Regions from separate parts of the Homo sapiens genome. Here region 2 is linked to region 1. A link is a loop called in an ENCODE intact Hi-C map of the cell type or tissue named here. Cell type or tissue: Panc1. All regions are shown on one strand. Each heading gives the region's core, and the rest is flanking DNA. Links, peaks and the distances in the headings are about the cores only.

Region 1 (15,028 bases), core at 2,118-10,117:
GCCCCACCACCCTGACCTTTGCCCCGAGACCTCGGCCGGCTGCCAGTCGCCCCCGCTTGGACCCCTGGAAACTGGTCTCCTTCGGCCGGACACTCACCATCTCGCCTCCCAGCAGGCCAGACACTCCGGAGAGCCCTGGGCCCCCCAGCGTGCAGCCCACACTGCTGGACATGGACATGGAGGGGCAGAACCAAGACAGCACAGTGCCCCTGTGCGGGGCCCACGGCTCCCACTAAGGCCTGCCCACCACCGCCCGCCTGGGCAGCCATGAATGTAGCGCCCCAGGCCCTGCCCCAGCCCGCCATGCCACAAGGTGGGGGAGGCCCTGGGCAGGATGTTCACTCTATTTATTGGGGAAGGAGGGAGGGGGGGGACACTTAACTTATTCCTTTGTACCCCAGGGGGTGGAGCCCTGTGCCCACCCTGCACTGGGGGGAGGGTGGGCAGGGATACTCAGGGACAGGGCATCATGGGGGATTTGGCACAAAATGGAGCATTAAAGGTAACCCCTGCCCCCTACCGCACTTGATTGTGTTCCTTTTTCCTTTTTTTTTTTTTTTTTTTTTTGGAGACAGAGTCTTGCTCTGTTGCCCAGGCTGGAGTGCAGTGGCACCATCTCAGCTCACTGCAACCTCCGCCTCCTGGGTTCAAGTGATTCTTCTGCCTCAGCCTCATGAGTAGCTGGGACTACAGGCTCCCGCCACCACACCCAGATAATTTTTGTATTTTTGGTAGAGACAGGGTTTCACCATGTCGACCAGGCTGCTCTCAAACTCCTGACCTCAAGTGATCCACCCATCTCGGCCTCCCAAAATGCTGGGATTACAGGCGTGAGCCACTGCGCCTGGCCTAGACTGTTTCTTTCCCTGGCCCAGGCCCTGATGCTGGGTCATCCCAGTGGAACATTCCCCCCGACCCCACACACCCTCCCTGGGCTTCTCTGGGTTTCTAAGGTCCAAGGGATGAGGCCCTCCCTGGTCCCCCCAAGAACACCACACAAGTTATGATCACCAGTGACAAGTGTTTTACCAACAAACACATGAGTCGGGGGAAGTTACATGGTGAGGTGGGAGGGCGAGGGATAGAGAGGTCCCCCTGGATTGGCCTCAGCCAATTACATCCCGAGTCTGGGACCCAGCCCCACTGTCTTCCCGCTGGAGGCTGCAACGATTCATCTTCAGCTGAGTCAGCTGGATGTAGCGGAGCACATTGGTGTCTGCAGGGGAGGTGGGCAGGGCATCATCTGGGTGTCCCGGGGCAGCAGGTGACTTCCACACCTCCCTGGCTCACACCCCATTCTCCGAAGTATCCAGCAGCTCGCTCACACAGCCAGTAGAGCCAGAGCCCTTCCCCAAAGCCCCAGTCACAGTCGGCAGTCCCCAGTCACAGCGGAGCCATCGCACACCTCTGTGCGCCTGTATTTGCGGCACCCTCTGCCAGGAATGCCTCTTCGCAGAGGCTCCCGTCACACTTCTCATCCTCCAGCGACATCTGCAAGAAGTCTGTTCTCTCCGAGCCACTTAACAGGAAAACTAATCTCGTCTCGGCTCCCACAACCCTGCACCTGTTGTAATCCCTCTTCCTTCTTCATTGGCTCTTAATACAAAACTGAGTGTTGTGTCTGCCCTCCTGCACTCATGTGTGTAAGTGCACACATGCACGCACACACACACACACCCCAATTTCCTGGCATCGTCCACCCGAGTGGATGAGTGGATGGTGCAGGAAGTGAATGAATAGGTGTGCGTGAATGGGTGAGTGGAGGAATGAGTGTGTGCGGTAGGCAGGGGTGGGACGGGGTAATGGAGATGACAGTGGGTGGATAGGGAAGTGACTGAGCAGGTGAATAGGAGATATCAGATGTGGCAATGACGGTAGATGAGAAATGGCCGGGGAGATGTCAGAGGAGCGATAGGTGGACGGATGTTTGAATGGCGGGTGAAGGGCGGGGTGGATGAATGGATGAGTGGGCGTGTAGGGAGTAGGTGGGTGGCGCAGCCCTACCTAGAAGCAGCTCCGCGGGAGGAGGGCTCTGCTATTCTGCCCTGATCTTCCTGCCTGTTCCCTCCGCTGCAGCCCCTTTCCCCGCCCTGGGCCCAGCCCTCACCTCTGCCCCGCCCCGCCACTCACCTGTGGGTTCCCGGCTGCGGGCCTCCTGCAGGTAGCGCAGCGCGCGTGCGTAGTCGCCCAGGTGGTAGAAGGCAATGCCGGCACGGTAGGTGGCCTTGAAGTTGCCCTGCTGCTTCTCCAGTACCTTGAGACAGTACTCGCGCACGCGCTCGTAGTTTACCAGCTCCGACTGCAGCAGGCAAGCTGCGAGGGCCCCGCGGCCGGCACTCTCAGAGCCTGCTGGCACCCCCAGAACCCACCTGACTGCGAGGAGCCGAGGCTCCAGGCGGCAGGGAACCAGGCCTAAGGGATTGCTCCGGCAACCAGGGGCGCCAATCCGCTCGCCTATCGAAACAGGCGCAACTGCGCCGCTGCTAGGGGGCGCCAAAACACGGACAGGCGCCACTGGGCGATCCACCCAGAGCTGTCGGTGGGCAAGAGCACTAAGGCCCCGCGCGGGGGCGAGGGCCGGGACCTCGAGAGCCTGGCTCAGGGCAGACTTCCTCACCTTGGGTCCACGTGCGGCCAGGGGGTGGAAAGAATGACTCAGGGGAAGCGAGGCCCTGAATACCCGACCCAAAGACCATTTCCTGCATCCCAGCTCCCTCCAGCCACAGACCCCTGTCATCCCCTACCCCTAATCCCTTTCCTTGATCAAGCTCTGAAGGCTCCCCCAGAAGCCCACAGCCCTGGACCCTTCAGCCCCAGGGCCCCTGGCCCCCAAGTCGCCAAGCTCTCCCGATTGCCCCCTCCCCTCGTGCCCCATCCCCCCACCCCCCGACGGCGTACCCGTGAGGGAGTCGTAACACTCCACCTCCGTGCTCTCCACCAGGCGCCGCTGCTCCTCGCTGAGGCGCGCCGGCCCGGGGCTGCTGGTGGGCCCGGGGGCGGGGGCGGGCAGGCCGCTAGGGCGGGCCCCCTGCGCCGCCTTCAGCTGCAGCAGCGCTCGGTGGTACTTGCCGATGGCCTCCCGGAACTTCTTCTCTCGATAGCAGCGCTGGCCCTCTGCCTTGAACGCCACGGCGGCACGCAGGCTGCTGTCGAGCGCCGCGCCCAGGCTCCCCGACGGCTCTGGGGTAGGACCGGGACGAGCCGAGCCATGGCGGGAGCCCGAGCCTGGGCCCGAGCCCGGTGGGGAGAGGGCGGGAGGCGGGCGCGGCGGAGGCTCCGGGGCAGCGCTGAGCATCAGCACCGGGGACAGCGCGCCGCGCTGCATTGTGGGAAACTCCTGCCGCCGCCGCTGCAGCTACCGCATCGCCCCCCGCGGGGCTGGTCCCCACCCTTTCTCCGCCCCCTCACCTCCGGCAGCCGACTCCGGCTGCCCCCTATGGGTCTAGGGAAACCCCTCGAGACTTCCCCCATGCTCACTCTCAAATTAACCAAGTCCTAGTTCTCCAGCCCGCCCCCCGAATTGTTCCCATTCCCCTTACCCTCCCCAACCTCCTGCCTGCTCTCCTCCCCGGTGCCCAAAGCTCCCGAAGATTTCTAGAAGGAAAGGACGAGCCTGGGGGAAAGAGCAGGAAGACATCAGCCTCACGGAAAGCTGGCTCTCAGCCCACTGGCCATTTGGCATATCGAATGAGAACACAGGATTTGGACCCAAGCTTCCCAAATTCAAATCCCTGCTTACTTTCTCACTAGTGGTATGACTTAGACAGCTCGCTTAAACTACCTGGAACTCTGTATCCTCATCAGTAACATGGCACAATAATATCACCTTTAGGGCCAGTCGAGGTGGCTCACGCCTGTAATCCCAGCACTTTGGGAGGTCGAGGTGGATGGATCGCTTGAGGTCAGAAGTTTGAGACCAGCCTGGCCAATATGGCAAAACTCCGTCTCTACTAATATACAATATATACAAAATTTTTGTATATATACACAAAAATTAGCCTGGTGTGGTGGCGTGCACCTGTAGTCCCAGCTACTCGGGAGACTGAGGCAGGAGAATCACTTGAACCTGGGAGGCAGAGGTTGCAGTGAGCCGAGATTGTGCCACTGCACTCCAGCCTGGGTGACAGAGGGAGATGCCGTCTCAAAAAAGGAAAGGAAAGGAAAGGAAAGGAAAGGAAAGGAAAGGAAAGGAAAGGAAAGGAAAGGAAAGGAAAGGGGAAAGGGGAAAGAGGAAAGAGAAAAAAGGAAAGGAAAGGAATTAAAAATAATACCACCTTTGGGATTCATCTGTTAATTTATGAAACAAATATTCACTGACATCCTTTCTGTGCCCAGCTCTGTGCTGGATGATGCTGGGACATAGCAGACACTGCGTGAGCTTCAGACCCTACTCTCACTGGGCCCCAGTTCAGTGGGAAGACAGACCAGTGACCAGACAGTGACAGCCCTGAGCAGGCTAGCCTGGGAAGCACAGGCAGAGGGGTCGGGGCCGAGGTGGAAGAGGCACAGGCAGAGGGGTCGGGGCTGGGATGTGGGAGGTACCTGCCCTGGGCTGAGGTGGTGATAAAGTCTTCCTGGAGGAGGGAATAACTCTAAAAACAAGAGAGATCTCCTTCTTGCCCTCATCCAGCTCGGCTGTCTATGGGGGAAAACAAGTGAGAGGGCAAACAAGTCCCCAGGAAAGGAAGCATGCAGGAGGCTTTCAAGAAAAAAATCGAGGATGAATGAGTCAACTGCCCTTCAGTCCTCCTTTGCCGCCTCCTTAGCTGTGGGACCTGGGCCAAGTTCCTCGATCCTCCTCCTTCGGCTTCGTCTGTGCGACATGAGGATAGAAGGCAAGTTAACCTCAGAGCGGTTGCAGAGACTGAATTATCTTATGCAGGTAAGGCACTTAGCACAGGGCTTCATACATTAATGGGCAATTAACAACTGGTGTTTCTTATCGTCCATTAGACTCTGAGTCATGTGATCATGAGTGCCTGGCTCTGAGTCAGCATCCATATATAGTTGTTGAATGAATGAGTGTGTGAGTGAATGGCATTATGCATTACTACTCCTCCCCCTCCTCTGAGACTCTAGCTTGGGTCTCAGCCCCAGGCCTCCCCACTCTCCCCAACTCCACCCCCACAGCACATCCTCTAGCTGGAGGTCCCATGGCAGGTCACATGTGACAGACAGAAACCAGAACTCAGCACCTTCCATCTCAACCAGAGCATCTGCCTCTATCTCTTATTGTACTTTGCTGTAAAACGCTTTTGCTGAGTGAGTTTCTCCCTTATCCCTGGGGTCCAGCCTTGAACACCTCAGGGGTGCAAACATTTTCCTCTCTGCATCTCCAAACCCAGGCTCAGTTAGGAGTGTAAAACTCATGAATTTGAGTTCTTGAGCAGTGCACACACCTTTCCCTACCTCCGGTGTGTCTGTTTTGTAATGAAAAACACAGAGATCTGGCTGGGCGCAGTGACTCACACCTGTAATCCCAGGACTTTGGAAGGCCGGGGCAAGTGGATCACCTGAATTCAGGAGTTCGAGACCAGCCTGGGCAACATGGCAAAACCTTGTCTCTACCAAAAATACAAAAAATTAGCCAGGGGTGGTGGCGTGCACCACTTGGAAGGCTGAGGCGGGAGGATTGCTTGAACCCAAGAGGTGGAAGTTGCAGTGAGCTGAGATCACACCACTGCACTCCAACCTGAATGATGACAGAGTGAGACCCTGTCTCAAAAAAAAAAATAAAAAAAAAAGGAGATCCGTTGATTCATAACCATGTTTTCTGACGAAGTAAATGCCTAGGTACCCAGGCACAGTAGCACAGGACAACTGTACCTAAAATCACAGTCCTGCTGGGATGCAATGCTAACACTTTTACAACACCTCCTAGGTGTCAGACATTGTCATAAAGAGCTTTCCCTTTTATTTATTTTTTATTATTTATTTTGAGATGGAGTCTTGCACTGTCGCCGGGGCTGGAGTGCAATGACGTGACCTCGGCTCACGGCAACATCCACCTTCCGGGTTCAAGCGATTTTCTTGCATCAGCCTCCTGAGTAGCTCGGATTATAGAAGCCCGCCACCACACCCAGCTAATTTGTTGCATTTTTAGTAGAGACGGGGTTTCACTATGTTGACCAGGCCGGTCCCAAACTCCTGACCTCGTGATCCGCCCGCCTCGGTCTCCCAGAGTGCTGGGATTATAGACTTGAGCCATCGCACCTGGCTGCTTTACGTATATTTTAACTCACATCCTCACCACAGTGTCAGGAGGTTGGTACCATAATTATCCCCACTGACACCTGGGCACTTCCCAGGTTAAGTATATCAGACCCCATTGATAAAACTCTTACTATCCAGGACTTACTACTACAAACTGATGACCTTCGCAGAGCATCTTCCAGGCTTGGGAGAACCTATCTTCATAGCCCAGTATATGTGATGTGTTGGGCTTGTACAACCATTAAGAAATATTGAATTAGGCCGGGTACGGTGGCTCAAGCCTGTAATCCCAGCACTTTGGGAGGCCGAGGCGGGAGGATCACCTGAGGTTAGGAGTTCGAGACCAGCCTGGCCAACATGGTGAAACATGTCTCTACTAAAAATACAAAAATTAGCCGGGCGTGGTGGCAGGAGCCTGTAATCCCAGCTATTTGGGAAGCTGAGGCAAGAGAATCATTTGAACCCGGGAGGCGGAGTTTGCAGTGAGCCGAGACCGCGCCATTGCACTCCAGCAGCCTGGGCAACAAGAACGAAACTCCGTCTAAAACAACAACAAAAACAGAAAGACTGAATTAGTTGACATCTAAACGCAGATATGGAATTGCAGAATCTCAGGTTTACTTGAATAAGATCTGAAAATCCGGCAACATCGAGGTAGCATTTCTTCTGACCGGGATGGGCATTCTCAACTCCCCCACAGTCCCCATCTCTTGTGATTTTTTGCCAGTCCTTAAGGGATCCCAGTTTTATCCCGCTGAATGACTCTTGGGGAAGCCCGCCATTGCCCCCTGGTGGAGGAGTTCAGAATTTGCATTTTATCTCCCAGCAACCATTAAAGGAAGTGGTGAGCACATCCAATCAGAGGGATGCGAGGCCTAGAAAGCGACCAATCAAAAGCGAGAGGGGACCGGAATTCGACCAATGAGGGCAGAGAGCGCTCAGAATAAAATAAATTCTTTTATTGAGATGAGAGACGGACACACACTGGGAGGGTTTTGTTTTTTGTTGTTGATTTTTTTGTGACTGAGTCCCAGTACTCAGGGAGGCTCAGACTGGAGGCGGCGGAGCAGGCAGGCGGCGGCAAGGCTGGTCCCCTGGCGCTGGGGCCGCGCATACTTGAGGAAGACTGCGGCGCGACCCGGCGCGGGACCTCGGAGCGCAGCGCGGGCCATGCACGGCTCGAGGGTGCCCAGTTCCTCGGGGCTGCAGCAGGGAGATGGAGAAACTGAGGCAGGGCAAGTGGTTGGAGATGACCCATCCTTGGAACTGGAGACTGGAGGCTGAGAAGAAGCGTCGATGTGGTTCCCCACGGACGGGTCGGGGGCTCTCTTGAGATCGGGCACGCGTCCCGTCTTCAACTGGAGTGACTAGGCGAGCACCGGGGAGAGGTGGACACCCTATTCTTCCTACAGGGCGCGGCTAGTGCGGAGTCAGAACACTCGAGGAAGCAAGGAGGGGAGCTGAGGATGGGCAGCCATCCTCTCTATGCTGGGTGCACAGGCTGAGGGAAACCATGGTTCGCCCTGCCACCTGGTAGCATGGTTAGCGGCCCTAGCAGCTAAAGGAACACCCCATCCACCACCAGATACAGAGATGGAGGACTCGAGGCCTGGGTGATCCTTCGTTCTCAGCCCTGGAAGGCAATAGGAGCATCTTCTGGGCCTGGGAGACTATCTTCCACTCTGGGGCAAGGTTAAGAGACCCCAGATCTGGACTAATGGGGTCCTCCCACCCCATTCTCTCCCACACCCAGAAAAATCAAGTCTAGGTGCCACCTCCTCCTCAATAATTGTCTCTCATTCTCCGAGACCGTAAAAATGACCAGGAAGGTAAGTCCCTGAAGCTGCGGTGACCCCATACACTTCCTCCGCCAAGACTACACCTGTAAAGTTCTGGCTGGAGCCTGGAGCCCGCCCCGTCGAGCAAGCGGTGCGCCAGGCTCAGAGCCGCAGCCGCACGACGACCCGGCTCCCATCCCGCCGCCTCGGCCTCCAGCAAAGACAGCTCCAGGAAGTAGGTGGCAAGTAACATCACCTGCAAGTGAGGCGGGGCGACTGTCAGGCCACGCCCCACTTCGCGCCGGCCACGCCCCCACCCCGCGTATTCACAAGGGCTCACCTGGGGGCTGCTCCCTGCCAGCGCGGCCAGCAGCCCGAGGCACAGCAGCGGGCCGGGGTGGTGCAGCCGGAAATCCAGGCGGCTCAGGATGCGACGCTCGGCGCGCAGCAGCTCCGCCCGTGAGAAGGAGTCCGCGCTCAGGAGGCAGAGGAAGGCGGGCTGCAGATGGGGGATGCGGGGGGAGGTGAAGGAGTCTTGGATCCGGGCTCTTTACTCCCTGCCCTGGAAAGGCCCCAAGTTCCGGACCTCAGTTTCCTGGTGTGTAAAATGGGGCCATTGACTTGTGTCTGGAAGTCGTAGAGAGCACGGGCTTGAGGGTCCTGGGTTCAAGACCTAGGTTCGAGTTCAAACCCCATCATCTGCTCACTGTGTGACATAGGACATTCACTTAAGCTCTCTGCCTCAGCTACCCCCCGCCCCCCGTAAAACAGATACTACTCCCTGCTTCACCAGGCAGTTCTGATAAGGCACTGAATTCATGCATGTTGACGGTAACTATTCAAGATGGACTAGTTTATATTATTTTTATTTACTTTTCTAAATTAGAGACGAGGTCACCTTGGCTCCCCAAAGTGATTTGTTTTGTTTTTTTTTGTTGTTGTTGTTTGTTTTTTTGGAGTGCAGTAGCGCGATCTCACCTCACAGCAACCTCCGCCTCCTGGGTTCAAGCAATTATCCTACTTCAGCCTCCTGAGTAGCTGGGCCTACAGGCGTGCACCACCACACCTGGCTAATTTTTATATTTTTAGTAGAGACAGGGTTTCACCATGTTGGTCAGGCTGGTCTCAAACTCCTGATCTCAAGTGATCTGCCGGTTTCAGCCTTCCAAGGTGCTGAGATTACAGGCGTGAGCCACCACCCCCAGCCTTAAGACAGACTATTCTAGACTGAGTCCAAGTTCCAACTGCTTGATTTGGGGCAAATGTCTTCCTCTCTCTGAGCCTCGGTCTCCTCTTCTGTTTAAGGGACACATTGACAGCCCCTCCCTCATACATGTTGGGAATCCCAGACTCAGCACGGTGCTTGGCACACAGTAGTCACTGAATCAGTTACTCCCCAAAGGACTCCATCCACCCTCCCAAACCCCACCCCGGAAGTACCTCGGGAAGCACGCACTCTTCCATTTTGCACGCCACAAACAGGCAAGCCACGCCCAGCAGCTGCAGGCGATGTAGACGCACGCGGCCAGCGCTCAGGTAGGAATCAAGCAGGTGAACCGCCAGATAAAGTGTGTCACCAGCCAGACCCAGGTACTCCTGAGGAGGGGCAAGGGTGACCACGGGGTCCTGGGCGGCGACGCAAACTCAGCCCCCCACACCCTTCCAGATACCTACGTGCACCTGGACCAGCCAGTCTACCACCAGGGCGCGCATCTCCGGGGTCACAGCGCGGGGCAGGGCTCTCAGGGGCAGCACGCGGCACACCTGGGGTTGGGGCAGGGACGCTTCACTCTCCACACCTGTGCCTCTGCCTTTCTCCTGAGCTCCAGCCCTGGATGCAGCAGCCTCCTCCAGTCAGTTGGACATCTTAGGCATGCCACACCCAAACTGGCCTCCAAATGAGCTCCTCTTACGTGTCCTCACCTAGAACTCTGGGCTTCGTTCCAGATGCCTCCATACCCACCTCTCCGCCACGTGGACTCCTGGGCGTCTCCCTCTAGGTTCCCAGACTTCACTTTTTTTTTTTTTTTTTGAGACAAAGTCACTCTGTTGCCCAGGCTGGAGTGCAATGGCGCAATCTTGGCTCACTGCAACATCCGCCTCCTGGGTTCAAGCGATTCTCCCGCCTCAGCCTCCCTAGTAGCTGGGATTACAGGCATGTGGCACCATGCCCGGCTAATTTTTATATTTTTGTAGAGACGGGGTTTCACCATGTTGACCAGACTGGTCTTGAACTCCTGACCTCAGGTGATCCGCCCACCTCAGCCTCCCAAAGTGCTGGGATTACAGGTATGAGCCACTGCACCCGGCCTCAGACTTCAACTCTTGACCACGAATCCTCAACCCCTCTGCCTCAGAGCACCCAGAAGCATCTTCCCAAAGAAAGATCTGACCAAGGAACTCCCCAGCTTAAAACCCTTCCATGGCTCCCAGTACCCTTGGAGAAAACTCTGATTTCTTTCAGGCTCTGCTCCAGCATCACCTCTTCCCTCTCTCTCCCCACAACCCATGCGTCAGCCACAGCTGCCTTCTTTTTAGCTCCTAGACTATACCAAGCCCATTCCTACCCCAGGCCCTTTGCACTTCCTGTTTCCTCTACAGAGAGGGTCCTTCCCCAGCCCCTTACTCGACCTTTCCGTCATTCAGCTAACATCTCCATGACTTTGTCTATACTCCTACCACCCGATCACTATCTCTTTGTCTCAGCATTTTCACTGTGAAGATGTCTCCCTGTGTGCTTTGTCTATTTGGCCGCTAGGCTGCCAGTCCCACGAGGGCAGGGACTTCTGCCCACAACACAAGTGTCTCTCAGGTCCTAACAGAGATCCTGGCCCAGGAGAGTCGCAGGCAAGACGTTCAACAAACTCCTCCCTTCAGTCTTCCTTCCGCAGCAACCCTCTCATAGGGATATCTGAAGGCTGGCGAGGCCAATGTTTTGGTTTGCGTGGCCTTTCCCTAGTTGTTCTATGTGTTTGCTCATCTCCCCAGAACGAGGCCAGCATTGCAGCATCTCCAGCACCTAAAACATTTGCTACTAAACCATTAAATATTTGTTAAACAAATAAATGTGGAGGACAAGTACAGGGGACCATAAACACCCCAGGAGGGACTGCAAAGAGCCCGGGGACGGTGGGAAAGGGCATTCCCAGCGGTAGAAACGGCGCTGTGTGAAAACAAAACAAAAGCCTGGACGTTGCAGGGAAGGAACGCCGGCTGCCAGTGATAGGGAGGAGAGGCTGGAGCGGTGGGAGTTCAGAGTGGTGTTGAGTGGGTGCCGGGCGGTGGGCCGGCGTCGCCCTCACCAGGGCAGGCGGCGGGTAGGCTCACCATGACTTCGGCGAAGATGTCCCCGGCGTACTCGCGTTCTCCCTGCAGCCCCAGCGCGCTCAGCGCCTCCTCCAGCCCCGGCGGCCTCGCCAGGCGTCTTGGGGAGACAGTGGGGCCCGCGGGGAAGCCGTCGGGGACTGCGGCGCTTGAAGGCTCTGCGTCGAGGGAGGCAGCGAGACTCTGCAAAGGAGAGGGCCTGGGGGCCCAGCGCCTAACGATAGGCCCGAGCCGGGAGCCGGACCCCTGGTCCCTGCCTCTCACCAGCATCCTCCAGGAGGGTGTTGCGGGCGAGGCCAAGCACCGACCCTTGCAGCTAGGGGAAGAGACGCGCGGCGGGCGCTTTAAAGGCCCCTGGGCGCGTGCGCACTGAGCCCGCCTCGCCCGGGCAGGTGCACAAAGGTGAGTGCCCCGCAGGCTGGCTCTGTCCTCTCGAAGCCCTCTAAGGTCGGACAGCTGGAGACAGATCCTCATCCTGCTGCCCGGAAGCAGCCCCTCTGGGCCTCGCTTTCCTGACCATAAAGTCGGGATGATTTCAAAATGTAGAATCAGGGTTTGCACCGTCAGAGGATGGATGTACAAACATAGATCGGAGGTTAGAATGACCCTTGTGGTGTCGGTGTCGCAATGGAATTGGAGATAAAATTGTGTGAACACATGGTTGTTTACATAGAAGTTAAGTGTTGTGTGGCCGGGTGTGGTGGCTCACTCCTGTAATCCCAGCACTTTGGGAGGCCGAGGCGGGCGGATCACGAGGTCAGGAGATGGAGACCATCCTGGCTAACACTGTGAAACCCCATCTCCACTAAAAATACAAAAAGTTAGCTGGGCGTGGTGCCGGGAGCCTGTAGTCCCAGCTACTCAGGAGGCTGAGGCAGGAGAATGGCATGAACCCTGGAGGCGGAACTTGCAGTGAGCGAGATTGGGCCACTGTACTCCAGCTTGGGCGACAGAGCGAGACTCCGTCTCAAAAAAAAAAAAATTTTTTTTAAAAAGTGGTGTGTATGCAAACATGTATTTCCTAGCTTAATCCACTGGGAGAGCTTAAGAGCAGCGACACCCCAATAGTGAGAAGCACCCCTAACATCCAAACCCTGGCCGCCACATCCCATTCTCCACTAAAAGGAACCAGGGCTACCTGGAGAAATGGCTGATCCCAGGGTCATACAAGAGAAGGTACAAGATCTGGAATATTTTTGTGTGGCAGAAAGTGTCCCAACAGCAGGGCAAGTCACATAGATGCAGAAGTCACTAGCTAAATCTAGAAAATGTGAGCATCAAGATGATAGTCATAGATCACAAACCACTGAATAAAATTAAAATACAAGTTTATTCTGATATAACTCAGGCAGTGGGAAAGAAAAGCTCTTCTAATCTTTAGAAAGTGAACTAATAAATGTGTTTTGTTTTCAGACAGGGTCTCGCTCTGTCACCCAGGCTGGAGTGCAGTGGTGTGAACACGGCTCACTGCAGCCTCAACCTCCTAGGCTCAAGTGATCCTCCCATCTCAGCCTCCCAAGTAGCTAGGACTACAGGTGTGCGCCATCATGCTTGGCTAATTTTTAAATTTTTCTGTAGAGACTGGGGTATCACTTTGTTGCCTAGGCTGGTTTTGAACTCCTGGGTTCAAGGAATCCTCCCACCTTGGCTTCCCAAAGTGCTAGGATTACAGGTGTGGGCCGCCATGACTGGCCGAACTAATAATGTAGAAGGTTGGAAAATCCTATTTGGCAACCACCACAGCATCGTTTCATGCAAGAAATATCAATAGATGTTCAAACTAGTGGGTGAACATCTGATAGGAATCGGGATATCTACAAAATGTCTCTACACAAGATGTTTATTAACTGTGTAAACCAAAAGGTATCTGAGATAGGTGTCAATCAATTTAGAAAGCTTATTTTGCCAAAGTTAAGGGTGTGCGTGTGACACGGCCTCAGGAGGTATTCGGGGCACAGCTTGGTTTTATACGTTTTATGGAGACATGAGACGTCCTCAATATGTGTAAGCTGTACATTGGTTCGGTCCGGAAAGGCAAGACAACTCGAAGCAGGGGAGGGGGCTTCCAGGTCATAGACAGGAGACAAACGGCTGCATTCTTTTGAGTTTGATTAGCCTTTTACTGAATGCACAATTTACAGGAAGAGCCATCCATGCCTAGTCTGGGTCAAACAATAGGACGGAGGAAGCCATCAGATATGCATTGGTCTCATGTGAGCACAGGGATGACTTTGAACTCTGCCTGTCTTCTGTCCACAAGGAATTTCCTTGCGGGCAAATGGAGAGACGTAAGTAGCTTTAAAAAAAAATATATATATATATATATATCTTTTAGGCCAGGCGCAGTGGCTCACGCCTGTAATCCCAGCACTTTGGGAAGGTGAGGCAGGCAGATCACTTGAGGTAAGTTCGAGACCAGCCTGGCCAACATAGTGAAACCCTGTCTCTACTAAAAATACAAAAATTAGCTGGGTGTGGTGGTGGGTGCCTGTAATCTCAGCTACTGGTGAGGCTGAGACAGGAGAATCACTTGAACCCTGGAGGCAGAGGTTGCAGAGAGCCAATATCGCACCATGGCACTCCAGCCTGGGCGATAGAGTGAGACTCCGTCTTAAAAAAAAGAGAAAAAAAAAAAGTGAGGCAACCAACCCTGGTTGAGGGAAAATAACTGCAAAATAACTGCCCTGTGAGTTTCACACCTGCCAACTGAATGCAACATGTGAGCCTGGTCATTAGCTAGGAATTTTTAACATACAAGGACATTAAGCGTGACCATTAGCGAACACTATAAAATCTGTACAGAAGAGCAGTTTCAATGTTAGCTTCCTGACCTTGGTAACTGGAGAGCAGTTATGTAGCAGAATGTTCTTTAGGACAGGTATACAATGTGGAGCGGGAGGTGGAGGGGTGAATTTAACATTCTGATCCCATTTTTGTCCGTTTTAAGTAAAATGCTATGACGAACCTGGCGAAGGGTATATTTTGTAATTCTTCTACATAACTTTTTTGAATAGATTGACAGTTCCCACCTACCCCACACCCAATTTCCCCAATGAACATCTCATATTAGTGTGCCCCATTTGTCACAATCCGTTAGACCAATATTCATCTATTAAGTCCATGCTTTATTCAAGCCTTCCTTTTTCCCTACGTTCTTTTTCTATTTCAGGAAACATTACATTTAGTCACCATGACTCTTTTGGTTGATCTTGGATGTGTCACTTTCTCAGAATTTTCTGATTAACCACCTTGGCAGACAAATCCCTCAACTGAGATCTGTCTGATGTCTGCTTCCTCTCAGTGAGGTGGTGTGTGTCTGCAAGAGGAGGATCAGAGGGAAAGTGCCATTCTATCACATTAAAGGGACACTGTGAAGGTGATTCATCAGCAGTGTTTGCCTCGATTGGCTGGATGATGTAGTGTTTGCCAGGGACCTTCACTGAAAAGTTACTTTTCCCCCTCTCCACACTGCACTCTTTGGAGGAGTCACTGCAGCCCACGCCTAAGAAGTGGGGGTTCCATAGCCCTCCTTGAAGGCTGTCTACAGAAATTACTTATGATTTTGTGTAGATTTGCATATTCTCCCCATTTTGCCACTTAGCAATAGACTTATTTCACATTTTAGGTGAAAACCCAATATTATGCTATTTATTTTGTTGTTCAAATTCTTTTCAGCTTTGGCCACTGGAAGCTTTCTGTTGGCTCCTGTGTCC
Region 2 (16,984 bases), core at 4,315-12,314, 81 kb before region 1:
AAATCCAACAGTGTTTCATGATAAGAATACTCAACAAATTAAGAACACAGGGGAACTTCCCCCAACATGATAAAGATCATATATGAAGAACTGTCCAGATGCAGTGGCTCATGCCTGTAATTCCAGCACTTTGGGAGGCAGAGGCAGGAGGGTCATTTGAGCCCTGGGTGGCATGGTGAGACTCCATCTCTACAAAAATATATTAAAAGAAAATAGCCAGGCATGGTGGCATGCACTTGTGGTCTCAGCTACTCAGGAGGCTGAGGTGAGAGGCCGAGGTGGGAGGATTGCTTGAGTGCAGAAGTTGAGGCTGCAGTGAGACATGTTTGTGCCATTGCATTCCAGGCTGGGCCTCAAAGTGAGACCCTGTGTGAAAAGAAAACCCACAGCTAAAATCACACTCAATAATGACAGACCGAATGTTTTTCCCTGGATGATTAAAATTTTCTAAATCTGGATAGTGATGACGGTTCCATAACCTTATGAATATACTAAAAACCACTAAATTGTACACTTTTATAAAAGTATGCATTTTATGTTACTTATATCTCAATAAAGCTGTTATTTAAAATGAACATGATATGGTCTCCACCACCAAGAAGCACAGAAACAATTTTGGAACGTTACAGAATTGAAAAAGATGATTTCTCAGCAACAAAGTCCTTATGTGCACAATAAAGTGATTAATATTTCCCAGGTGCTTTGATAAGAAATATATATTGAGAGCTAGCTATGAGAGAAGTCTTCTCTTGTTTCTTTTGTTTTTTTTTCTTTTTTGATTGTTACTTTAACTTTTTTCTAGAGAATCTGTTTAAATGGGAAAATGCCAAGGTAAATATTCTCTATTGACATGATTCAACATTTTTTGTATAAATACTGATAAATGCTTATCGAATTAATTCATATTTAAAAGAATGGACATTTACTTGGGTCATATTGGTGTTTCTATTGGTGAGAATTTTGACAAAACCGAGATGCACCTTCTTTTTTTTTGTTTTTTGAGGATTGTAGTTTTTTTTTTATTATTATACTTTAAGTTTTAGGGTACATGTGCACAATGTGCAGGTTAGTTACATATGTATACATGTGACATGCTGGTGCACTGCACCCACTAACTCGTCATCTAGCATTAGGTATATCTCCCAGTGCTATCCCTCCCCCCGACCCCACCCCACAACAGTCCCCAGAGTGTGATGTTCCCCTTCCTGTGTCCATGTGTTCTCATTGTTCAATTCCCACCTATGAGTGAGAATATGCGGTGTTTGGTTTTTTGTTCTTGCGATAGTTTACTGGGGATGCACCTTCAAAGGGGAAATGAAGAATAATTTATTTATTTTTTTCTAATTTTTATTTATTTAAAAAAAATTTTTTGAGACGGGGTCTCACTCTGTCACCCAGGCTGAAGTGCAGTGGCGCAATCTTGGCTCACTGCAATCTCCGCCTCCCAGGTTCAAGCGATTCTCTCACCCCAGCCTCCCGAGTATCTGGGACTACAGGCACCTGCCACCACATCCAGCTAATCTTGGTATTTTTAGTAGAGATGAGGTTTCGCCATGTTGGCCAGGCTGGTCTCGAACTCCTGACCTCAAGTGATCTGACTGCCTCAGTCTCCCAAAGTGCTAGGATTACAGGCATGAGCCACCATGCCCAGCAAGAATAATTTAATAAAGAGAGTATTTACAGAAATGTATGGACAGGGTTAAGGGAAACCAACAAGGGATAGCAAACTATTTGAAGCTAGCAGCACCGATAGCCATTGCCCCTCCTCCTAGACCAGAAGGAGTTGAGGAGAAAATGGTTACCAAAGCCCAGGATACAGCAAGACCCAAGACAGCCTGGCAGAGAGGGGCTGGAGGAATGAATGCTCTGACATCATTGCAACTACCCTTTCATCCTCTGCTGAAGCCTCCCATTCACTGACCTCATCCAAAGCCAAGAGGTGAGTCCACTGATGTAATCTACACAGGCCAGCCTCCTGGGCACATAGTAGAGTGGAGAAAGGTAAAGGGTGGACCTAGGAGGGAAAATGAAAAACAGGTGGCAGAGATCAATCTATTTGCTCCTCACTTGCTCTTTAGAATGGGGGATTCCAGCCAACCCAGGTTTTTAACCAAAGAGCTAAAGACACAGAGGGAAAGGATGGAGAACGCTCTTTGTTGGCACAACTGCAGTAATTGCACTTGATCTTTGTCCAGATGAAAAAAAAATCTACTGTCAATTCAGCCATATTTCCATCAGAGGTCTTCATAAAAGGCCGCAGAAATGTGTTAAAGAAATAATTAGTAGCGGGATGTGGTGGCACGCACCTGTAATCCCCACCTACATAAAAGGCAGGAGGATCACTTGAGCCCAAGTTCAAGAACAGCCTGAGCAAAATAGCAAGACCTGGTCTCAAAATAAAGAAATAAATAAAAAATTTATTTTTAAAAATAAGCAATTAGCAAATATAAAAAAGTGGCTGCTATAGTCACCACTTCTATAACTAGTCCTGACGCCAGGGTGCTGAATACATAATTAATTGATTGATTAGAAATGCAAGAGACTATTCTGTCATTAATTATAATTGCATGCATGCAGTTGCCCTGGATATTTCCTGTGAAAGACTTTATCATCTTAATTATAGATCTTCCAAAAGAGACAGCCTTAAATAAAATGTATAGATATGTCTCTCTTTTGCGCAGGGGGTGGAGGGGTACTTAGCACATGGACACCTTTTTGTGTTTAGAGAATTCACTATTTTATTTTATTTTATTTTTGAGACAGAGTCTCACTGTCACCCAGGCTAGAGTGCAGGGGCGTGATCTCAGCTCACTGAAACCTCCACCTCCCACCTTTAAGCGATTCTGCTGCCTCAGCCTCCTGAGTAGCTGGGACTATAGGCGCACACCACCACACCTGGCTAATTTTGTATTTTTAGTGGAGACGAGGTTTCGCCATGTTGGCCAGGCTGGTCTGGAACTCCCGACCTCAGGTGATCCACTCGCCTCGACCTCCCAAAGTGCTGGGATTATAGGCTTGAGCCACTGCACCTGGCTCATCAGACCATTTCATTGTCATGTTTTGAACATTGTTCTGGGGGGCTTAGACTCTCAATGGTTTGTTAAGGAGCTCTTTTAAAAAAAATAAACTCTTTGTATTTTTAATCAGCCTGATTCAGCTTCTGTTGTGTGTCTGTTACAAAGAAGTAAGTGAATTTACAACATCTTGTCCAATTAAATGGGATTTAAAGCAGGAACTTAGAAGCTACCTAAAAAGGAGTTATTACCTTAGAATTAACAGGCTGTTGGATGTCAGGGCCCATGTTAGGAAAGATTATGAAGATTAAGAAAAGAAGACCCAGAGCTCTGCTCAGATTAACTAAATTCCCAAGCTGTAAAGTAATTACCCCAAGACCCATGGTCAAAAGAAATGGATTATGATCCCTGATATAGGAAAAAAAAAAAACAAACCTACAAAACCCAGAATAAGGAAGAGATAAGCGACCAAAAATATACCATCCAGATCATTAAATCATTTGGAATTAAGAAAATGTTTACTGCAGTACTGGTTCTCACTCCTACAAAAAAAGAAAGGAAGGATAGAAAAAACCATATTGGTTTTTGGTTTTTTTGTTTGTTTTGTTTTATCAGAGAACTTTGAAGTATTTAGCATTTTAACCTGGTCTTTAATGGTCCAATATTTCTCTACCATGACTGGCAAGATTTGTGTGGCTGGGAATTTAATCAGAAAAGTAAAGAGAAGTGATTTCCCCACAAACTCTCAGATACACGTGGCAGATGTGGTTGGTTCTGGATCTTGAATATAGCACCATTATAATGTAGAGAAGGCAAAGCACCATAGGACTGTAACTTGCAAAAATTTTCATGCAAAGATTGCTCCCCCAGGGCCAAAAGTTGGAACTTTAAAATTATTTATGGACCCAATCCCCTTTCTGAAGGTGAGTTGATGTACCCCTGTGCAGTAGTATTTGTCTATTACATTTTTCATCAGAGAGTACTTTAGACACCAAGCTTTCTTTTCTGAGTGGCTGCGTAAATTTATAGTCTTAGCACTCTATAACAAGGGGTAAGCATAGCAATGAAATATCACTGAGGAATTTATTGATCCTTTATTGAGATATGGCGACATGATTGCAGGACAGAAAAGAATGGATTCTTGTCAAAGCCAGGATTTGAATTCAGCCAGTTCACATTTTTAACCATACTATACTGTATCTTGGAGGGTCTGAAGGATGCACAAGACAAGGTGAATTTTTTGCCAAGAAGTCCACACTCAACCTCTGGGGTAGGCTGAATAACGGTCCCCAAAGATGTTCACATCCTAACCCCCAGAACCTGGGAATATACTGCAGTTTCCCTTACATGGCAATAGGGATGTTGCACATATGAAGCTAAGGATTTTTTTTTTTTTTTTTGAGACAAAGTCTTGCTTTGTCACCCAGGCTGAAGTGCAGTGGTACCATCCTGGTTCACTGCAGCCTCGACCTCCCAGGCTCAGCAATTTACCCACCTTGGCCTCCCAAAGTGCTGGGACTACAGGCATGAGCCACTGGACTGGCCGAAATTAAGGATCTTGAGATGGAGAGATTATCCCGAATTATCTAGTGTGCCCAATCTAATCACCGGGTCCTTATAAGAGAGAGAAGATGTAAGGACAAGGCAGAGGTCAAAGAGGAGAGAAGAAGCCACGCTGCCGGCTGTGAAGGTTTTACTCGTAGTGACTGTGAAGCCACTGCCAGTAATAAGCAGAGAAGAAACAGGATCTGATTTGCATTTCGACAGGAGAATGACTTCGCAGGGAAGGGATAGAAGCAGAGAGTCCAGTTAGAAAACTATTGCAATATCCCAGGGAAGAGGTGATCTGTGTCCTGGCCCAGGTGTTAGCATGTGGAATACTTCACAGATAAAGCCAATGGGATTTGCCGACATATCAGACATGACATACGGAAGAAAGAGAGGAGTCTGTCAAAGATGACTCCAAAGATTTCAGCCTAAGCAAAGGGAAAGATGCAGGTGCTGTTAACTGAGACGGGGAAGCCTGCGGGATAAGCAGGTTTGGGACGGAAGATCAGGATCTCAGCTTTGGATACAAGTAATTTGAGAGCCCATTAAACATTCAAGTGCAGAATTCAGAGGAGAGGTTTGCAGTGCCAATATAAGTTTGAGACTAACGGTGGATACAGAGATACCCTGTCCAGATCCCTCTTCCAAGCAGGATTTGCTGCTTCAGCCACTGGGAGTGCTGTCAGCAGACAACTTTCTGCTGTCAAGTCCTTCAGGACCAGCCTCAATTGCAGAGAGCTGCCTTGACCAAATGCACACCTCTCCGGGGAAAGCCCCAGTAAGGAATATAAGGCCCAGCAATCTGAGCCAAACAGATAACAAGTCTAATAAGCTATTCTCTTCATAAATTTGTACGGCTAAAACAGAATACCTGAGACTGGGTAATTTACAAAGAACAGACATTTATTTTCTCATGGTTCTGGAGGCTGAGAAGTCCAAGATCAAGGCGCTAGCAGACTCAGTGTCTAATGAGGGTCTTATCTGTGCTTCCAAGATGGTGCCTTGAACACTGTGTCCTCCAGAGGGGAGTAACACTGGTAGAAGGCGGAGGGCAAAAAAGGATAAACTCCCTTCATCAAGCCCTTTTATAATACCATTAATCCATTCACGAAGGTGGAGCCTTCATGACCTAAACACACCCCAAAAGTCTCACCTCCCAACACTGTTGGATTGGAGATTAAGGTTCCAACACACGAATTGTGGGGGACACATTGAGACCACAGCAGCTATCTATGCTGCAGAGCTCTTGCAGGGTTGACCATGGCCAAGGTTGTGCCACGTCTAATTCAAATTCTCCATCTGCTCAACCCTGGCTCCCCTCTCCCTTCCACAGGCGTCAACCCCTAATAAGTCTCTTGCACCCCAAACTGCATCTTAGTGTCTGCTTCCAGAGAACTCAAACAACAACAGCCCTCAACAGCATATAGACGGTTATGCAAAGCCTAGAAGTTGCATTTACCTTATTAACAGGTTCTTAAAGTATTTCATGCCAACTTCCCAAAAAAATAGACTCTTCTCTGTCCAGTGAGCCTAACATCCTGACCTGGAGAGGCAAGAGCAGGATTTTTTAAAAGCACTTCATAGAGGCCACAGTAGGAAAGGCCAAAGATGCCCAAACTCATCAGTATTCAGAATATTCTAATTAACACACAATGAGGCCAGGTACGGTGGCTCACACCAGTAATCCCAACACTTAGGGAGGCCGAGGTGGGAGGATCGCTTGAGCCCAGGAGTTCAAGACCCACCTGGGCAACATAGCAAGACTCTGTTCTCCACAAAGAGAAGGGGAAAACCCACAACGGCATACCATTTCATACCCAGCAGACTGTCGAAATGTAAGTCTCTCAATATCAGGTTTTAATCCATAGAATAAAATAAATATCCACACTTCTCGGCCGGGTGCAGTGACTCACACCTGTAATCCCAGCACTTTGGGAGGCCAAAGCGGGTGGATCACTTGAGATCAGGAGTTTGAGACCTGCCTGGCCAACATGGTGAAACCCTGTCTGTACTAAAAAAAAAAAAAAAAAAAAAAAATTAGCCAGGTGTGGTGGCACACACCTGTAATCCCAGCTACTCAGGAGGCTGAGGCATGAGAATCACTTGAACCCAGGAGGCAGAGGTTGCAGTGAGCAGAGATCACAACACTACACTCCAGCCTGGGTGACAGAGTAAGACTCCACCTGAAAAATAATAAATAAATAAATAAATCACACTTCTGCATGGATCGAAATAAAAAAATAAATACATGAGGAGAAGGGATGGTTCTATCTTTCAGTAGATTTACAATTTATAAATGTAAAAGGAGAAAGGAATATGAAAAATTACCATTAGTCAAATGTCACAGCAATAACTGTTGCAGACAAGATCCACCAATGGATGCTAAAATTTGTGGGCAAAAGTTTGAGAAGGAAAAAGACTTGTATAGTCTCAAAAAATCTCCTTCAAGATAGTTTTTAATTACCAAGGGGAAAATAGTAACTTTACAGTGGAGATGTGCAGCATACAGCAATTTAAGTGATCAAGGTCAGCATCACCAGCAATAAGATACACTGACATCAGGTGCCTCCTGATATCATGCACTGAGAAGGACACAACATCATTTCTGTGGCGTTCTTGGCAAAAACTCATAACTTTAGTCCAGTCATGAGAAAATGTCAGACAAGCCCAAATTGAGGAATATCCTATAAACTAACTGATCAGTACCATTCAAAAGTGTCAAAGTCAGTTGGGCATGGTGGCTCACACCTATAATCCCAAAGCTTTGAGAGGTTGAGGCAGGAGGATTGCTTGAGGCCAATAATTCAAGATCAGCATGTGCAACACAGTGAGACCCCATCCTGACAAAAAAAATTAGCCGGGCACCATGGCATGTGGCTGTAGTCCTAGCTACTCAAGAGGCTGAGGCAGGAGGATCCTCTGAGTCCAGGAGTTGAAGGTTGCAGTGAGCTATGATCGCACCACTGCACTCCAGCCTGGGCGACAGAAAGAGACCCTACCTCTTAAAAAAGCAAAGTGTCAAAGTCATGAAACACAAGCAAATACAGAGGAAATGTTCCTGTCTAGAAGAGACACAACAACTGAACACAATATGGGAGTCTGGAACAGAAAAAAGGAAAAAAAAAGGACATCAATAGAAAAAGTGTTAACATTCAAATAAGATTGGTAGTTTAGTTGATACTGTGATACCAATGTTAATTTCCTAGTTTTGATCATTGTGCTATGCTAATAACAATAGGGGGAGCAGGATGAGAGATATGTGGGACCTCTCTGTACTATCTGCACTTTTCTGCAAGTCTAAAATTATCTAGCATTACAGCTTCCACCTCACTCTCTGCGTTAACTTGCTCACCATCTGGCCCTCCCCACAGTCCCCATCATGTGGCCTAGCTTCCCCTAGAGCAAGTGGACCCAGAGGAGTGTGAGTGAGCCCCCTTGGAAGGGCATTCTCCAGTTCCTTTAAACCCTTCTGATGACTGAACCCCAGGCCAGTGCCTTCGAACCAGAACCATGTGGATAAGCTGCTCTCAAATACTTGACCCACAAAAAGTGTGTGAGACAATAAATGTTTACTGCTTTTACCTCCCAGATTTTCTTTTTGAAATTCAGAAAGTTGTTGTTGCACATAATGACGACTAGATGGCACCAGAATTCCAAGGATAGAAGCAGGCTGCCAGCATCATGAACTCAATTGCCTCTGAGTTTGTTTACAAATTTATTGCAATCCCAATACAGATATCATCAAGGGTTTTGTGTGTGTGTTTGTGTGTGTGTGTGTGTGTGTGTTTTCTTTTTTTGCCCCAGAGCTAGAAAGAAGCAGTAGCAGCCGTGGCTGCCACCAACTTAGGCAGTAGCTCTACCAAATACTTAAAACGATATAAGTGGCCAGGCGTGGTAGCTCATGCCTATAATCCCAGCACTTTGGGAGGCTGAGGCGGGTGGATCACCTGAGGTCAGGAGTTTGAGACCATCCTGGACAACATGATGAAACCCCATCTCTACTAAAAATACAAAAATTAACTGGGCATGGTGGTGGGCACCTGTAATCCCTGCTACTCGAGAGGCTGAGGCAGGAGAATCCCTTGAACCCGGGAGGCAGAGGTTGCAGTGAGCTGAGTTTGCACCATTGCACTCCAGCCTGGGTGACAAGAACAAAACTCCGTATCAGAAAAATTAAAAATAATAAAAATAATACAATAAAAATAAAACAATATGTGCCCTTGCCATGGTTGGGGCTAAAAAAAAAAAAGTAAATAAAAACAATATTTTAAAATGTGTTACTGATGCATAAATAAGCAGACAGATCAAAAGAAGGTTAGAAAATCCAAAGACAGAAGCAATTGCTGATGGAGATTTATATGATGATATAGTAATTTCTAATTCAGGAAGGGACTTTAGAAAAGGTTTTAATTTAGTAGTGTAGAAACAACTAGATGACCACGTGAAAACAAAGAAGCTTGAATGCATTTCCCACCCCATATACCAGATTAAATCCTAAACATATCAAAGATCTAAATGAAAAAACACAGCCTCACAGATAATAAAACACTGGTGAGTTCCCTCATTACCGGGGAGGGTGTAAATTTTCCAAACTATTACTCAAGATCCAGAAGCCATAAAAGAGAATTTTGTTAAATGACCAAACAAAAAAAAAACAAAAACCTTTTGCGTGGCCACAAAATAAGCCATACACAACCAAAAACTACAGATGACAAAATAAGAAAAATATTTACCACTTATATCACAGAAGAGAAAGAGTTAAAATCCCTAAAATATAAAGTGTCTAAAAATTAAGGGAAAAAAAACAAGAAACCTATTGAAAGCGGGCAAGATACATAAACAGAGAGTTCACGTTAAAAAATGCAAATGCCACCTAAATTTATAAAAATAGCCAGACACAGTGGCTCATCCCTGTAATCCCAGTACTTTCGAAGGGAAGGTGAGGGGATTGATTGATCCCAGGAGTTTAAGACCAGCCTGAGCAAGATGACAAGACCTTGTCTCTAAATAAAATAAAATAAATTAGCTGAGTGTGGTGGCACACACCTGTGATCCCAGCTACTCGGGATGCTGAGGTGGGAGGATGGGAGGACTGCTGGAGCCCAGGAGTTCAAGGCTGCAGTGAGCTATGATTGCACCACTGCACTCCAGCCTGTGTGACCGAGTAAGACCCTGTCTCAAAAAATAAAAAATAAAATATCACACCTGTAATCCCAGAATTTTGAGAGGCTGAGGCAAGCAGATCACCTGAGGTCAGGAGTTCAAGACCAGCCTGGCCAACATGGCATGGTGCATGCCATGTTGCAGCCAGGCAACATGGTGCAGCCAGGCATGGTGGCATGCACCTGTAATCCCAGCTACTCAGGAGGCTGAGGCAGGAGAATCGCTTGAGCCTGGGAGACGAAGGTGGCAATGAGCCAGCCGAGATTGTGCCACTCCACTCCAGCCTGACTGGCAAAGCAAGAGCCTGTCTCAAAAAATAAAAAATAAACTAAAGCTCAGCCTCACTCATAATAAAAGAAACACAATTAAAACTGCCCTGAGATCCTATTTCTCACCTAACAGATTAGCAAAAATCCAAATGTTGGACAGCCCTCTTGTTGGCAACGCTGTGGGGAAACAGGGACTCTTCCATTTTACTGATGGAATATAAAAAGATAAAACCTCCATGGAGGAGAATTTGGCAATATCTAGTGAATTTGCCCTTTGACTCAGCAATCCTACTTCTAGGAATTAGGTCCAAAGACACAGACAGAAATAGGAAACTTCATATGAACGTGCCTCTTCACTGGAGCCCTACGCATGATAGCAAAAAACTGGAAACTATTGCAATAGCCATGAAGAGGGTGCTGCTTAATTCAACTATGCTATATCCACAAATACAGAGCACTGTACAGCTGTGAAAATAAGATATATTAAGATTACATATATATGTGATGTGTGTGTATGTACAAGTGTGTACACACGTGTTTTTTTGTTTTGTTTTTTTGACTATTTGTTTGTTTTGTTTTGTTTTGAGACAGTCTTGCTCTGCCGCCCAGGCTGGAGTGCAATGGCACGATCTCAGCTCACTGTAACTTGCACCTCCCAGGATACAAGCCATTCTCCTGCCTCAACCTCCCTAGTAGCTGGGACTACAGGCACGTACCATGACGCCCTGCTAATTTTTGTATTTTTAGTAAAGATGGGGTTTTGTCATTTTTACCAGGCTGGTCTTGAACTCCTGACCTCAAGTGATCCGCCCACCTCAGCCTCCCAAAGGTCCTGGGATTACAGGCGTGAGCCACCACACCCGGCCCATGTGTACACACATATATAGTCACCTCCAAGATGTAGTTAAGTGAAAAAACCAAGGTGCAAATTGGTATGAACAGGATGTACCTTTTGCTCAATAGAGAGGAAAATGAATACATATGTTCATTGGTTTATATTTTCCAAGTAAATGGAATGTCAAAACAATTTTTGCGATTGGGACTCAATCACCCACAAAACAATGGTTTTGGTTTTTTGTTTTCTTGAGACAGGGTCTTGTTCTGTCACCCAGGATGGAGTGCAGTGGTATGATCACAGCTCACTGCAGCCTCCACTTCCTGGGCTCAAGCGATCCTCCCACCTCAACCTCCAGAGTAGCTGGGACTGCAGACGTGTGTGACCACGCCCAGCTAATTTTTTACTTTTTATAGAGATGGGGTCTCATTATGTTGCCCAGGCTAAAACAATGTCTTAAAGTAATTTAAGATATATTAATTTGACATAAATCCCTAATGGGGTATATCCTCCTGGAAAAAAAAGCACCATAAGAAAATCTTAAACTATATTTAGTCATCATATTACTAGTGATAGTATTGATATTTTAAAATTTTATATATGCACATATATATTCAGATATGCATATATATTCACATACTTCAAAACGTATGCTGATGTCACTACAATTCAAAATTCTCTTTTTTTCTTTGAGAATTCAACATTCTCTGAATAAGAAAAAAGAGGCATAATAATAACATTTTAGAAGTTGTAAAGGGCAAAACTAAACTATGGACACACATTTGGATAACTAATTACTATAAAGAAACACAGAGATGATTGCTATAAAAGTCAGGCTGGCCAGGCACGGTGGCTCACGCCTGTAATCCCAGCACTTTGGGAGGTCCAGGCGGGCGGATCACCTGAGGTCAGGAATTCAAGATCAGCCTGGTCAACATGGCGAAACCCCATCTCTACTAAAAATACAAAAAAATTACCTGAGTGTGGTGGTGCACATCTGTAATCTCGCTACTGGTGAGGCTGAGGCATGAGAATCACTTGAACCTGGGAAGTGGAGGTAGCAGTGAGCCGAGCTCATGCCACCTCACTCCAGCCTGGATGACAGAGTGAGACTCTATCTTAAAAAAAAAAAAAAAAAAAAGTCAGGCTGAGGGTTAATTTTGGTAGAGAGAAGGGAGGGGCTGGGCCTGGGCGCCTGGGCTAGGGCACGTGGAGAGGCTTATGAACAGCTGGCAAATTCTATTTCTTGACTTACATGTGGTTACAAGTGGCTTGCCTTAAAATAACACAATTTGTGTGTTTCGCTGAATTTCAGGAACTCCTATTTTAAGAACTTCCTGGGGTTTTTTTTTTTTTTTTAACAAAGAAATGTAGTACTTTGTTTTTTAAAAGGAAGATTTTTATTATATGAATCAATACCTAATAAATTAGAAGCAAAGCCTCTTGCAGAGAAAAAGATCCACCAATAAGGAGATCTGCGTTTCTTCAGGGGAAAAAAAAAATCATCTCCATCACAGAATTGAAAACAAAGGAATAATCGTACAGATTTGGGAAGCTGGGGACTTTGCCTTTGTTTTCCTTATTTTAAATTAGGAATGCTGGCTGATGAAATCAGAGCACCCTGTGAAAAGAACTGTACCAGACATCTTGATCAGCACCATTTTGGGCCTCTGCAATGTCAAATAAATTTGAATATATTTTTGCTTTTACAACGTTATGCTAGCTGTGAAACCACTTGAAATGCAGCATTTCCTGACAATGACAAAGCTCCTCCACGGGAAACTCTCTTTCTTTCTAATGTGTTAAGAAATAGACTTACATCAAAAAGAAAAGCATTCTCTATGAAACACAAACGCTTTGGAAGTGTCTAAAGGTGCCACAAAGGTTGCAATTCTCTCTCCACTTGCAAGAATTTTTTTTTTTTTTTCCCGAGATGGAGTCTTGCTCTGTCACCCAGGCTAGAGTGCAGTGGCTTGATCTCGGCTCACTACAACCTCCACCTCCCAGGTTCAAGCAATTATCCAGCCTCATCCTCCCAAGTAGATGGGATTACAGGCACATGCCACCATGCCCGGCTAATTTTTATTTTTAGTAGAGACGGGGTTTCACCATGTTTGCCAGGCTGGTCTCAAACTCCTGACCTAGTTGATCCACCCACCTCAGCCTCCCAAAGTGCTGGGATTACAGGCGTGAGCCACCAAGCCTGGCCTTTTTTTTTTTTTTTTTTTTTTTTTTTAAAGACAGGGTCTCACTCTGTTGGCCAGGCTGAAGTGCAGTGGTGTGATCTCGGCTCACTGCAACCTTGAACTCCTGGGCTCAAGTGATCCTCCTGCCTTGGCCTCCCAAGGTGCTGGGATTACAGGTACCAGGTGAGCCTTCACACCCGGCTCACTTACAAGATTATAGTGAGATCAAACGTGGAGAACTTCTGATCCAGATTCAAATGGTCTAGATTTATATTCTGGCTCCCTCACTTACTAGCTGCGTGACCTTAATCAAATCACTTAACCTCTCTGATTCTGTGACCACACACATAAAACTGAGATATGACAATGCCTACCTCCTAGAGGTTGTCATGAGAATAAACTGTTTTAACAGAAGTAAGACACTTAGGACAGGGCAAAGCTATCTTGAGCCTTACTAGGCCAAGGGACCAGAGAAGCTCAGATCCAAGCACTCCATACTGAGTGGCCATGCTGCAAAACTCCCACAAACCCCAAATCAACACAGATTGGCTGGGCAAGGTGGCTCGCACCTATAATCCCAGCACTTTGGGAGGCTGAGGTGGGTGGATCACTTGAGCCCAGGGATTTGAGACGAAAGAAAGAATGAGAGAGAGAGAGAGAAAGAGAGGAAGGAAGGAAGGAAGGAAGGAAGGAAGGAAGGAAGGAAGGAAGGAAGGAAGTTAGGAAGTTTATTCTCTTACTGTTCTGGAGGTCAGAAGCCAACAATCAGCTTCCCTGGGCAAGCAAACAAGAAAGAGAAAAGAAAGGAAATAACACAGATTTATTCTCTTACAGTTCTGGAGGTCAGAAGCCAGCAATCAGCTTCCCTGGGCTAAAGTCAAGTGGTTGGCAGGGCTGATTCTTTCTGGAGGCACTGAGGGAAGACCTTATGTCCTTGTCTTTTTAGCCACCCGTATCCCCTGGCTCGTGGCCCCCTCCTCCTTCTCCAAAAGTGGCCCTCGGCTGGGTGAGGTGGCTCATGCCTGTAATTCCAGCACTTAGGAAGACCAAGGCGGGTGGATCACCTGAGGTCAGGAGTTCAAGACCAGCCTAGCCAACATGACAAAACCCCATCTCCACTAAAAATATAAAAATTAGCCAGACGTAATGGTGAGCACCTGCAATCCCAGCTACTCAGGAGGTTGAGGCAGGAGAATTGCTTGAACCCAGGAGGCGGAGGTTGCAAAGAGCTGAGATCACACCACTGCACTTCGTCTCAAAAAACAAACAAACAAACAAACCCGCATCCCTCTAATGTTTGCTTCCATTGTCACATCGACATCCCTCTGACCAACTTCTCCTGTGTCCCTCTTGTAAGGATCTTTGTGATTCTATTCAGGACCCACCCAGGTAACCCAGGATCATTTCCCCAACTGAACAAACTTAATCACATCTGAGAGTCCATTTTGCCATATAAGGGAACGTTCACAGGTTCTAGGGATTAGGATGTATAAACCTTCTTAATTATTATTAATACTTAGCCAAGCCTTGTGGGGCAAGAGAAACTTTTTCTTTTCTTTTGTTTTTTGGTTTTGTTTTGTTGTTGTTGTTGTTGTTGTTTGTTGTTGTTGTTGTTTGAGATGAAGTCTCCCCCTGTCACCCAGGCTGGAGCTCAGTGGCACAATCTCAGCTCACTGCAACCTCCACCTCTGGGTTCAAGGGATTCTCATGCCTCAGACTCCCAAGTAGCTGGAATTATAGGAACCTGCCACCACACCCAGCTAATTTTTGTTTTTTAGTAGAGATGGGGTTTTACCATGTTGACTAGGCTGGTCTCAAACTCCTGACCTCAAGTCTGCCTCGGTCTCCCAAAATGCTGGGATTACAGGCATGAGCCACTGTGCCCAGCCATGTTTTTTTTGAGACTGAGTCTCACTCTGCTGCCCAGGGTGGAGTGCAGTGGTGCAATTTCAGCTCACTGCAAACTCCTCCTCCCGGATTCAAGCAATTCTCGTGCCTCAGCCTCCCAAGTAGCTGGGACTACAGGCACCCACCACCATGCCTGACTAATTTTTGTATTTTTAGTACAGATGGGGTTTTACCATGTTGGCCAGGCTGGTCTCGAAATCCTGACCTCAGGTGATCCGCCTGCCTCGGCCTCCCAAAGTGCTGGGCTTACAGGTGTGAGTCACCGTGCCCAAACTTTTTTGTTGTGTTTTGTTTTTGAGACAGGGTTTCCCTCTGTTGCCCAGGCTGGAGTGCAGTGGTGCGGTCACAGTTCACAGCAGCCTCAAACTCCCAAGCTCAAGTGATCCTCCCACTTCAGCCTCCCAAGTAGCTGAGACCATAGATGCGTGCCACCACACATGACTTATTTATTTATTTAGTAGAGACAGGATCTCACTATGTTGCCCAGGCTGCTCTTGAACTCCTGGACTCAAGTGATTCTCCCACCTCGACCTCCCAACTGCTGGCATTACAGGCATGAGACACTGCACCCAGCCAGGACATGGAAACTTTGGAGGCCACATTATTCAGCCTACCACAGTCTCAAAGTGTGGTCTGATTCCATTCTGTTGGCTGTTTTATTTCTTCAGGTCTCAGACCTTACGTGGACCTATGGGTGCTACTTAGGACGTAGGTCCAGCCAGAAGTCAGAGAAGGCTACTGGAACTGCCAGTTCAGGACCCTTGAGCTCCCCTGTTACATGCCTTTGTGCAAATTAGGAAAAGGCTGTCCTCCCTTCCTCTGGGTAGACACAGCTCCACACCAGGATGTGTGGCTGGTGAAAGGGCACAGGTTGCATTTCAGCCTCCACATGCCTCCTGGGTCAAACAAATTTGTGCAGTGCACAACCTATACAACCCCAGTTTAAGGCACAGGGCCCCCACCTCACCCTGATTTAAAAAAAAAAATTAGGGAAGCATGCCCAGTCTTATTCTTGTCTTTCTCGGTATAATTTAGATCTGCACAAACTTTCTATCATGACTCACACTTCCTGAAACCCTGGAGCCTCCCAGATGTGAAATCACTGAGAGCTGGCTCTTCAGAAACAGTGACTCCTTTAACAGGCGGGCTTGGAGGACGTCTCTTGTGGGTCTAGGTCTTATAAAACTGACTCCTGCAGGGCTGCCTGGGACTGGTGGGAAACCCTTGGTGACTAGGGTCAGGGCTTCGCAGAGCCCCAGCGCAGGGTGAGATTGGAAGAATTACACTTCCGCCCAGGCGCAGAGCCCTGGCACAGGGTAGGATTGGAAGAATTACACCTCCGCCCTTCGGCCAACGACCAACACCTTCGGAGTCTGCAGAGGTTTGGAGGAGTCCGAGGAGACTTCAAGGCAGAGCTGGCAAGGTCTGGGAGGGAGCGTGGGCTTGCTGCGTTCTCCCCGCGCCCCGATTCCTACCCTCCCGAAGGAGTAGCTGCTCTCTTGTGGGAAACCCATCCTTCAGCCCTTCCACGCATAGGGAGTGGGGTGGGAGGGAGAGCACAGCGCCCTGCTCTTTGTGAAGGCTGCCCCCACAGGGACGCTGGCAGGATCCACCCCATAAACAGTACAGTCTGGGATCAACGACACAGCTCTGTGGATCCTGGGATATCCCCCGTCATCTTTCATTCTCATTTTTCTTGGACATACTAAATTCGTCTCAATCGGAATGAAATTAACAATGATTTTTATTTTCCACTTGGGTGTTTTTTGTTTTTGTTTGGTGCGTAGTTTCCAAATGTTCAACAACTACCATGAATTACTTTTATAATCATAAGTCAATAATATTGTTATAAGGATGTTTCAGGGCTCTGAAATCCCAGCCGGTAACCCCAGCACTTTGGGAAGCCGAGGCAGAAGTCTGAGGGGCTTGAGACCAGGAGTTTGAGACCAGCCTGGGCAACATAGTGAGATCCCCTTCTCTACAAAAAAAAAAAAAATTGAAAATTAAAAAAATAGCCAGGTGTAGTGGCACGCTCCTGTAGTCCTAGGTACTCAGGAGGTG

Evidence for each region. A loop is a pair of places that touch in the nucleus more often than their neighbours do. Peaks named below come from ENCODE experiments on the same cell type or tissue, not always from the same donor. Only the 100,000 strongest peaks of a DNase experiment are listed, where the experiment ranks them.
Region 2: it touches region 1 in a loop (7-fold over the local background); 96 of 110 quality-filtered maps call a loop at or near these places.

The regions. Positions count from the first base shown.
Region 1 is chr19:40,215,057-40,230,084 of GRCh38, forward strand. TTC9B (tetratricopeptide repeat domain 9B) reads right to left here and starts at 3,328. Exons shown (of 3, transcript NM_152479.6): 1 at 2,899-3,328; 2 at 2,131-2,313; 3 at 1,002-1,216. The coding sequence starts at 3,325. The coding sequence ends at 1,107. It overlaps CCNP (cyclin P), which reads right to left and starts at 11,633. Exons shown (of 5, transcript NM_024877.4): 1 at 11,319-11,633; 2 at 9,666-9,755; 3 at 9,432-9,587; 4 at 8,332-8,490; 5 at 7,152-8,247. The coding sequence starts at 11,585. The coding sequence ends at 7,996. It overlaps MAP3K10 (mitogen-activated protein kinase kinase kinase 10), which reads left to right. Exons shown (of 10, transcript NM_002446.4): 10 at 1-519. The coding sequence ends at 236. RefSeq lists enhancers at 2,196-2,786, 4,365-5,564, 8,763-9,962, 11,467-12,020 and a silencer at 11,321-11,440. In Panc1, for the core only: no CTCF peak of the experiment used is centred there; DNase peaks (open chromatin) are centred at 2,565, 3,745, 4,975 and 6,985; H3K4me3 peaks cover 2,396 bases; H3K27ac peaks cover 276 bases; H3K27me3 peaks cover 1,744 bases.
Region 2 is chr19:40,131,787-40,148,770 of GRCh38, forward strand. No RefSeq gene overlaps it. Among named protein-coding and RNA genes, the nearest start is that of ZNF780A, 49 kb to the left of the region's middle. RefSeq lists enhancers at 12,717-12,866, 13,487-13,536, 15,916-16,210. In Panc1, for the core only: no CTCF peak of the experiment used is centred there; a DNase peak (open chromatin) is centred at 8,245; H3K27me3 peaks cover 3,142 bases.